Linked DNA regions of Homo sapiens: region 2 is linked to region 1. A link is an interaction called in ENCODE POLR2A ChIA-PET data of the cell type or tissue named here. Cell type or tissue: MCF 10A. All regions are shown on one strand. Links, peaks and the distances in the headings refer to the core of each region. The heading gives the core; the rest is flanking DNA.

Evidence for each region. Peaks named below come from ENCODE experiments on the same cell type or tissue, not always from the same donor. Only the 100,000 strongest peaks of a DNase experiment are listed, where the experiment ranks them.
Region 2: POLR2A ChIA-PET joins it to region 1 with 5 read pairs; 3 of 35 experiments call an interaction of 5 or more read pairs at or near these places.

What each region holds. Positions count from the first base shown.
Region 1 is chr11:130,785,119-130,790,495 of GRCh38, forward strand. It overlaps LOC105369576 (a long non-coding RNA gene), which reads right to left and starts at 354. Exons shown (of 4, transcript XR_948197.4): 1 at 143-354. It also overlaps the pseudogene PPP1R10P1. In MCF 10A, for the core only: no CTCF peak of the experiment used is centred there; a DNase peak (open chromatin) is centred at 2,353.
Region 2 is chr11:130,440,664-130,446,040 of GRCh38, forward strand. No RefSeq gene overlaps it. Among named protein-coding and RNA genes, the nearest start is that of ADAMTS15, 5.3 kb to the right of the region's middle. In MCF 10A, for the core only: no CTCF peak of the experiment used is centred there; no DNase peak of the experiment used is centred there.

The DNA.
Region 1 (5,377 bases), core at 276-5,275:
CTTTCCCGAAGCCCTTTCTCCAGCTGGGGGCTGTCATCCGTCGTCTCAGACCTGGACTCCCAAGCCTCCCCTGTCCTGGTCCCTCAGGTGAGTGGGACACTTTCTGACTGTCTCTGGGCTTTAGGCTAGCCCCTCCCTTTACCTCTCTCCTGGAGATTTCCATGGTTCCAGTTCTACCTTTGCTGTTGATTCTTTCTTCTCTGCCTGTTTTACTGCTGTGCAGTTTTATTTGGCAGAAGCATGTACATCAGCTGAAGTTAACACTGGTTCTACCCTTCTCTACAGTTCCTAGTCTTCATCCATCTCTTAACATGGCATTTGGGTCTGGCCTTTGTGACAGCCGCTTCTTTCTCTAGGGTTGCTTGTCTTACATCACTGCCTTTCAAACCTTGAGTTTCCATTAGGACCACCCATTGGGTTCTTGTTTCCTGTGACCTAATTTGTTGTGAGCTAATCTGCCGGGAGCTGATTTGCTTAACAGAAATGATTGATACCTCCTTTGTCCAATAACTGTTCAAGCCTCTCCTGCTTCTGTTTTTAGCACTCCCCCTTCCTCAAATTCCCTTTGTTGACTCATTCCTCTAGAGGCTTTAAGGATCTTCCAGAATTCTGACATCAGTTTAGCAGAATCAAACACATTATGCATATACTATATTTTCCACATATAGTAGATGGAAAAAGACACCATTTGCAAGTAAAGAATCACATTTCTTGCGGCTAGGAAGCACTTGGTTAGACAAGAGAGGTGATTTATTTACTTCTTCTATGGTTGCTGAGGCAATGGATAGGAAATGTCTCTGCCTCAGGCAATCCCAATGAATTTTTGCTTCCAGTTGTAACCAGTTTGCTGACAGAGCAATAGGCCAGGCTCCCAATATTGTTCAGGCCATGGCATATGTAGAAAGTCATAATTGTATTATGGCCAAAGAGATCCAGATATGTTCACTTCCGGGGCTCTGCCTTCTCCAGACCCCACACAGTTATGTTGAGAGCTGAGGGAATTACTATCTCAGCACATCCTCAACTCATCCTGCTCGGGCCCAGGGCTAGGGAAGCACTGCATGAGGTTTCCAGTAGGAGTAACTTAATTTTCTGTTTACCCCACTGCCCTTCAAACCTTCTCTATGCAATCTTCTTTCTCCATGTCTGGAAGAAGTCCTGGCAGCTCCCTTTGCTTTCCTAGGTACGTTTGGGGATGATCTTATTTTCTATTTAGCTTAAATCAAAATGCAATTCTCACCCATTTCAAAGCTTCTCCCCTTCCCAACAGTTCAATCCCAGCCTCAGAAACTTGCAGCAGGAAATAGGATGGGCTGTCTTTCTCTCCTTGCCCCTGCCCCCACCTTCCTGCTGTGACCTCCTGGTTGGAGGCCAGGTAGTGAGTGCCAAGGGCTTACTTGGCCATTGCCCTCCATATTTGGGGTTGCTGATGTCTGTGTAGCAGACATCCCAGTGCTGGCTCTTTCTCACCTGGGGCAGCAGTGCACCCCATTCAGCCTTTCTGCCAGGGTTGCCTCATTTGACCCAAGCTTTGCTATCTTCTGTGCTTACCCCTCAGCCAAAGGGAAAGCTTAGTCATGCTGCCTCACTGGTCGAAATGCAAGTGGGTCCTTCAGCCTTTTCACCCCTTGCCTTTCCATCACAGGCGGCAGGTATTTCGACTTCTGCACATGAAGGGAGGCCCCAGTCTTTGAATCCAGAAACACAGGACAAGCTCTTCAAAGGTCACTCCAGGCCCCTGATAGCCCTGGGGCTGTGTGTTCCCTGTGCTCAAAGCCCTTCAGCTGACTGAAGCCAATCTCATACATGTATCAGGATCAAGAGAAGAAACTGGGATTATATGAAGTCAGGTCGCTCACGAGGTTCAGTACTTTTTTGTCTATTTAATTTTTAAGAATTAAAACCAAGCTCTTATTTAAACTAGCAGCAATACTTATTGGCAGCTGCAATTAATATTCACAGGAGCCTATTATTGAAGACACGGTTCCGTTGCTTCTGACATCACTGCCCAAGTCTGTTTGGAATCTGGAGCAGCTCTCCTGGAGATGTTTCAGCCATCCTGGAGTTCAGAGACTCTCCTCACACAAAACTTTTCCCAGAGTCCAGGCTCGGCCTTTTACTACGATTTGTGCCCTGGATTCTGCAGCCTGTCTTATAACACATCATCAGAGTCCCTCAAGATTCTCAAATGATTACATTTCAAATGAGAGAATTTTAATGCCTTCCAGGAAAATGTAGATGTTTTTCTTAGACATACTCAGCAAATCCCATGCAATATATTGAATGACCTGCATGAAAATGTTTGGGCGGACATTTCCTCAGAGGGCAGGCTGCCACATTCCTTTCCCATGAGCACAGCTTTCTAGGTGGCACAGAGAGGTAATGCCCAGCCTTCTGTCTCCTGAGGCCGGGTTTTCTCCCATTGACACCCATAGCTGCTGCGAGCATGCAGCATGAGCACCCAAGATCATTGAGGCAGAACTGGTGCCAGCGGCCAGGGCATTGGAGGAATTACACTTTTACCTTCTCCCTGGATCTCCTGCACTGTGACTGTTTTGAAAATGTTACAGAGCCGGCTGCCCACTATATACAGAGGTGGAAAAACACAAAGGAAGAAAATAAAAACAACAAAAACCTTTAAAATCACAAACAAACAAAAAATCCAATCACCGCCCATTACCCAGATCTGGGGGCAAATTCCTTCACCAGATTTTGTACTGTGAGTGATGTTAGAGCAGAATGTTCTACTAGAGGCTATTAAAAGCATTGAGAATATCATAGAAATGGAATCATACAGTATATATCCTTTGAAGACCAGCTTCTTTCACTCAGCATGTCTTTGAGGTTCATTTGAATTGTTGTGTGTATCAATATAGCTTGTTCCTTCTTATATCTGGGTAATATTTCATGGTATCATGCTACAGTTTGCTCTTTCATTTACATGTTGAAGGACATTAGGGTTAATTGCAGTTTTTGGCAATTCTGAATACAGCTGCTATAAACATTATGTATGAGTATTTGTGTTCACACATTTTTTTGTGTGTGGTGAAGTATTTCTCAACCTTAGCACCACTGATATTTTGGGCAGGATGATTATTTGTTGGCAGGGGTGTGGGATTTGTCCTGTGCATTGTGGAATGTTTAGCACCAACATTAGATGCTTCCCCATTTGTGACAAAGAAAAATATTTCCAGACATAGCCCTGGGAGACAAAATTACTTCCAGCTGCAATTCTCTGCTCTCAGGTAGGTACCCAGGAGTGGAATTGCTGCTGAGTCACCTGATAAGTGTATGTTTGATTTTATAAGAAATAGCCAAACTATTTTCCAGAGTGTCTGAACCATTTTGCATTCCCATCAGCATTGTTGCTGCACATTCTCGTCAGCACTTGGTATTCTCATTTTTTTTCTTAGCAATTCTAATAGTTGTGTAGTGATTTCTCATTGTGCTTTTAATTGCATTTCCCTAATGGCTAATGACATTGAACTTCCTTTTGAATGCTTATTTGCCAGCTTTATATCCTCTGGAAAAACGTCTATTCAAATACTTTGCCATTTTCAATTAGATTGTTGATTTTCTTATTGTTGAAGCTTTTTACATATTCTGGATACGAGCCTTTCTTGCATAAGTGATTTGCAAATATTTTGTCCCAGTGTATAACTTGTCTTTTTAGTTTCTTAAGATTGTTTTATGCAGAGCAAAGTTTGTGTGTGTGTGTGTGTGTGTGTGTGTGTGTGCACCCCCATCCATGTGTGTGTGTTTTCCAAGGTAACCAGTTTTAGGTTCGCATGCATAAACGGTAATTTTGGACAGGAGACTGAGGTGCAGGATGAATCTCCTCAAAAAGAGTCTCCCCTTCAGCAGTCCAGGGATGCAGAATGTGTCCGGTCTCTCTCCTCCCCAGATAGAAGGAAAATATGCACATCAGTGCACACCAATGGTCAGAAAACCCCCAGGAACCCATGCAGGTGGGAAGTGAGGGGGATAGCTCCTTATCAGTTGGGGAAAGAGAAAAATGGACCTCACAGAAGTCATGATAGGGCAGAAGTAGCAAGATTGCAGTTTTCCATGAATATGAGGGCAGGGCAGGCCGGTGGACCCTAGGGCAAGAGGGACTTTGACACTCAGGTGGTAAAAGACGTAATTGTTCTCATAGTGGCATTGCCCTTTATCATCAAATGTCAGCAAACAGAGCAGGTTGATCTGTCTCCTTCATGGCTGTAGCTTCCATCTTGACCTCAGTGGCCCAGGGCCATCATGGCCAGAGTGCTCACGAGAGGGCAGACCTTGATGGTCATGGCCTCAGTGACCAGGGACATCATGAGGCTTGGGGTCACAGCATCCCCCATGTCCAGGACCTTCATGAAAAATCTTCACTGCCCCCACTTATGCCACCACCAGTACTTTCATGAAAGAGATGCTTATTGGTGATGATGCCCACCAACTCTAACAATGATCCCACCAGAATTTCTTCATCCATTTAGGGGTCCTACTCCAGAGAGACTTCCTCTGGCCCCTCAGAGTGGAGGAGGTGGGAAAGGTTCATTTTCTTTTTGGCCACCACAGGCTTTATGGTATGATCCAGGAATTGGTTCTTGACTCTCCCCTCAATATTAGGCCACCCTGCATGGGGTCACCTGGGCTATCCCAGAAGGGGTCATCTTTCACTGGAGGGATTGGGGGACCCAGAAGATGTGGATCAACTGCCCATCAGGGTCTCCAGAGCCTCCATAGAAACCAGGTATAGGTCGCCAGTGCCAGGGGGAAAATGTCTTTGGACCTCCCAGGGCCTCCTGGTAGGAAACGACGGACTATTCAACCAGGACCTCAGAGGTTAGGTGGCAAGAGCAATCAGTCATCTTATCTGAATAGTCTGGTTGTTTTAGAAGTTATTTTGAGGGCTGACTGTTTGGGCTACCCATGATGAAAGTAAGGCTCTCCTGGACATTGATGCCTTCTTCTTCAGATCTCAATAAACCCTTCCAGGTACCTATGCTTCCCAGAAGATTGGCCAAAACAGGAGGCAACTTAGAACTGTCTGCCCCATCAGGCCACCTGATCCCTCAGGCTCCAGGATCTTAACATATGGGTCTTATTCGTGGAACGCTCCTCATCTAGGAGGTTGAGCTCATAGGGTATGGGTTCATAGGGGTCAGGATCAGTTCATGAGGACTCACCTTGTCCAGGAAGAGCTTCTGAAAAATTCCTTCCTCCCACCTCAGGTTACATGTTTCACTCCTGGCTGTTGCTTCCTGAAGTGACAAGAGGTGACGAGAGCAGACCCAGGGACTAGGGGCACATTCAGGGCACCTTTACCTTTATGTTGTCATGACTCAGACACTGGCCCATTTCAAATGCAGGTTGGTCTGACAGTGTC
Region 2 (5,377 bases), core at 244-5,243, 340 kb before region 1:
ATAATGAGACCGTTCTTACTCTTTCTGTAAGTAGGGGATTCAAAACTCCAGGAAGCATTTAACTAGCACCCCAAAATAAAGCAACCTCAAATAGGGCCGGGACTGGGCCCTGGCTTGCTGACCTGCAATTCTGGCAGTGAGTTAGACTGATCCTTGCTCTTGACCTCTCAGTCATACAAGGGCTGGTATGTTAGGCTCAGGTCCTGGCATGGTCTTTTTGATTTTCAAGTGTTTTCACAACTTACTCCCAGTGAGAGAAGAAACTTTTCCTCCTCTTTGGGCATGGGCAGGTCTTTCTAAGCCTCTGGGAGTTAAAGAATGAACTTCTGAGAGGCTGCAAATCTCCCAAAATTGTGGGCAGAATTTTGCGTGTGCATGTGCCTGGGTGTTTGTCAGGGAGGAGGTTTCACAGTGTTTGTGGCATTCTCCAAGGATCCGGATGGTTAAGGATTGCTGCATTAGAGCCCACGTGATCTATGTTAATATCCAGTGAGCTGAGTTCCTTTAGTGTCTGTATTAGTCTGTTCTCTCATTGCTGTAAAGAAATACCTGAGACTGGGTAATTTATAAAGAAAAAGAGGTTTAATTGGCTCACGGTCCCACAGAATATACAGGAAGTATGATGCTGGCATCTGCTCTGCTTCTGGGGAGGCCTCAGAAAACTTACACTCATGGTGGAATGTGAAAGGGAAGCACATACATCATGTGGCCAGAGCAGGAGCAAGGGACAGAGAAGCGGGAGGTGCCAGGCACTTTCAAACAGGCAGCTCTCACAGGAACTCACTCACTGTCACAAGATCAGCCCAAGTGGGAAACCCGCCCCCGTGATTCAATCACCTCCCACCAGGCCCCACCTGCAACACTGGGAATTACCATTTGACATGAGATTTGGGTGGGGACAGAGATCCAAACCCTATCCATGCCATAGTGCACAGGCAGCAAAGTAAAAATGAACGCAGTGGGAAAAATACTCCATGGGTGTTTTCCGTGGCTTCTTGTTGAAGCTCCAAAGACAGTGGGCCAAGTCACTTTAGGGCCATTAAGCTAATTGTTGACCCAGAGTAGGCTCAGCTTAAAGGCAACTCATTGGATTCTCATGAATTCTATTTCAACTAGCTTGTGAGCATGTGTTCAAGGAGTGTGAGAAGGAGTATGTGTAGGGGAGGAAGACGGGGGAGAGCTGAGTGTGGCTGGAAGTGTATGATACTGGGGTACACCCATGGTATGAGTCAGAATGGGAAAATGAAAAATGGAAATAGGATGGTCTTACCAGAAGAAAGGCAGCTGAGGTCAGAGGAGTCCCCAGGGCTGGAATTTAACAGGAGAGGAGTGTTTCAGTTATACATCTGCTGCTCAGGGATAAGGTGATCTTTGTTGAGTCACTTAAACTCTGAGTCTTAGTTCTTCTTACTCAAAAAGGAGATGTTAATAACTCCTGTCCCATCGCTCCCCTCCCTGAGTATTTTTGTAAGGATGGAATGATAATATATATCAACTTATTTACAAGTCATATGGTATTTTGTATATGTCAAGTATTTTTATTAGGAGGGAGGATGAGCTAATGGAAGAAACCATGCTACCTGGGAGAGCAATCAATTTTGTGTTGGGACCTCATCTGGGTTGCAGGAGCCCGGAGGTGGTCCTTTGCTAGAGATGGGGTGGAGGCCTGAGGCTCAAGGTCAAGCTCAATCTTGAAGCTACTCTTTGTTGACGGTGGGAAAAGGGGCATACTGGGAAGAGTAGAGGAGATAGAAGCTTTTTGGCAGGAAAAACTAATTGCTTTCTAAATCCCTAGATAGGAGTTGAGGATTTAGCATCCATCTCATCTCTATTTTAGGCATTCTCCTTCAACCAGCCTAAAAGCTAAAGGTGCAGCTATACGCAGAATAGCCAAGAGCTCCAAAGTAATTTGTCCTGGGGCGTGTGTGTAAATCTATAAAATAAATGATTGAATCAGGGAGCCCTAGATTTCAGGGGGGTAGCTGTTATTTAAGACTGTCTAAGGGGGATTCAGGGTGAAAGGAGGCAGCCTGGAACTATTGTTTGTTGAGTTTGTCCAAGCCACATCAAGACCCTTTGCTCTAATTTCCTAGCATCCAAGAGAACAAATACAGGAGTTAGCACCAGAGAGACTTCTACTTAAACGCTTAGCCCCAGAGTCAAAAACAGAGTGGGTGGCTGAGAGGGAAAAAACAGAGTTAAATATTTCCTCTGAGTAATGAAGAATGAACTCAGGCCAGGGCTGTAATTCATGGGGCCTTAGATGAATCTCCAGCTGCTTCAGCTGTCTCTGCATCTGGGAGAAGACCAGCCAAGAGCTCCAGCAGTTGTGGAAGCCAGTGGATGATGGCAGCTCAGTCATTTAACACTCGCTGGGCCTTCCCGGGGGCTTCCTGAAGCCTGTGCCTTTCTATACTTTGCCTGCTTTGCCCACCTCTGTGGCACAGATTCCAAGAGGAGCAGATTAAACGCATCTGGGATTTTTAGGGATCTTTGGTAAAGAATGATCAAGTCCTAAGCTCAAAACATGATAAATTTGTACATCTGTTTTCATGCTGCTGTGTAAAAACCGATTTAAGTCCTAACATGGTAGGCCAATGATTTAGAATAGCTAATCTGGGGAATTGGGAGACTTTCCTAAGTCATTTCCCTGCCCATTAAAATCTTGCCCAGATCATAGTGCTTGTCCCTCCACCCCGTTTTTCTCCTTAATTATTTTCTCCTGTTTTGAAGAGATCCTCCAGGATGCCCAATTTCACAGGTAGGCAGAAGTCATCCTGTGATGACTTCTGTGATGACTTCATCCCGTGATGAAGAAATCTGCCGGGCGCGATGGCTCATGCCTGTAATCCCAGCACTTTGGGAGGCCAAGGCGAGTGGATCACAAGGTTAGGAGTTCGAGACCAGCCTGGCCAAGATGGTGAAACCCCGTCTTTACTAAAAATACAAAAATTAGCTGGGCATGGTGGCGGGCACCTGTAATCCCAGCTACTTGAGAGGCTGAGGCAGAAGAATCGCTTGAACCCAGGGGGCGGAGGTTGCAGTGAGCTGAGATTGCGCCACTGCACTCTAGCCTGGGCGACAGAGCAAGACTCTGTCTCAAAAAAAAAAAAAAAAAAAAAAAAAAGAAGTGAAATCCAAACCTAATCCTTGTGGCTGCCTCCTTCTGGCCTCTGTGAGTTACCTTTTTGAGTTGATCTTCTACCTGGAACCTGCCGCATCCAGCTGGCTTGACCAGGAAGTTAACACCTCCTCTGGGGACTGTCATGGAGACTAGTATAATAGGAAAGGAAGCCCTCCTTTTGATGAGTTTCCAGACAAGTGTGGCTGCAGCCCAGTCTCGGGAAAAGGGATGAACACACAATTAGCAAAGGGCAAGCGAGTTCAAATGGACTCTGCCTATGCTGGAAATGGGATGCATATATGCCAGAGGAACTAACAAAAAAGAGCAACCAGAGCTGTGTGAGTTAAGTCAAGGGGCTTCCTATAGGAAGTGAGGGTTATATAGGCAGGCATGGATGAGGCTGAGAGGCCATTCTGTATGGGAGGAAAGGCTCACATAAATACGCATGCTGAAAGAACACTTTCTGAGCAGGAGCACTCAAGCTAATGAATTTAGCTAGGGCCAGGCTTTCAGATGAAGAGTAAAGAGAAACGATTTCATGAGATGAGTAGAGAAACTGGCTGGGTAGCCTTAGGCAAGTAACTTCCTTTCTCTGGACCTCAGCTGCCACACCTATGGGATGAAGGTAGTGGGCTAGGTGACTAGGGTACTAGGCTAGGTGACTGGGGTATTGGGTTAGGTGACTAGGGTACTGGGCTAGGTAACTAGGGTGCCAGGCTAAGGTTTTTGTCAGAGAGATGTAGAAATACATAATTATGAGAGAAGTATGTCAGGCACTCGCTCTATGAGAGAGCCACATTTTCATTGTGGAGATGAAGTATCTTGTCCAATATTTTACAGACTGTAAGGGACCAAGCTGGATTAGAATTGGGTTGATTCATTTGCTCAGTATCTTTGGAGCGCCCCTGTGAGCCCAGCACTGTGTCAGGCTCTGGGAGATATAACAGTGAACGAGATGGGGAAGGTCCTGCTCTCATTTTAACGGAGGGAAGTCAGTCAAGAAAAAAAAAAAAGATCTAAGTGAGCAAAATAGGTTTAGATAGAGAGATAGAGGTAAATGCTAGTGGACAAGACAAAACATGCAATCATGATTGTGACTTGGGACTTCTCAGATTGGGCGGTCTGGGAAGGCCCCTCTGAGGGGGCTGTACTTGGGCTGAGACCTGGAGGCTGTGAAGAGGCCAGCCTAGTTGGCGAAGGACAGAAAGGCCAAGCTGGGGGTCTTAGATCTGACAGATGGCTTAGACCCCCAGTCGTCCTCTGGGGGAAGAGCTGCTTTTTAAAAAATTTTCATTTTCATACATTGACAGGGAGTTGCTTTTTATTTTCCAGGGATGTTAAGATCATGGAGGGCAGGAGAAGCGAGAACTCCATGGCGGTTGTGGAGTCCCGTTATGGAAGTGGGACGTGGGAGCCAATGTGAAAGCTCCCGAGCAGAACTGGGAGAGGACACGCCCCAGAAAACTTCAGAAGGTGATGACAGCAATCAGCTTGGAGGGCCTAGCAGAGACTGATAGCACTAGGAGGAGTAATAATAATAGCACATAAGAATATTAGCAGTACTATTCGATAATATTTAAGGAACTTTTAAAATATACCAAGCATTGCCAAACACTTTGGAAGTATAATATTAACTCATTTAGTCCAGGCAGTGGGTAGAATTTGTATCCCCATTTTAATAATGAGAAAAGTGAGGCTTAGAGAGGTACAGTAATTTACCCAAGATTGCACAGCTAAGATCTGGTGGAGGCATGCACACAGGGCCCTCTGACCATGGGCTCTAAATCACTGTACTATGTTCCCTTCCATAGGCCTCAATCAGTCATGTAATATTTGACCTGGTCGTTATCTTAGGTATTATCTAGACCACAGATTTTGGATGCAGTTCTCTGGCTGAAGACCTCTGAGCTAGGATAACCCCTTCTCTTTTGACAGACGAGTCAGAGAATCAGATCAGTGATAGAAGTGGAGTGCCAATCCTGAGTATCACCTCTACTCAAGTGCTCAACATATCCCTAGATCCTCAATTCCCTGGCAAAAGTGATTGGATGGAACCACAGGCTTCCAAGAGGGGACAGTCAAGCATTAAATACGAGAATGCACATATAACTCTTGGTGCAATGTTTAGCACATACTAAGCCTGCAATACATGCTAATCCCTTTGAGCAAATCCACATGGCCAGTTTCTGTGCTCAGGGGTGAGAATAGCTGGGCTGTGATTGGGGCAGGGGGAGCACTAAGTGGGAGGGACTT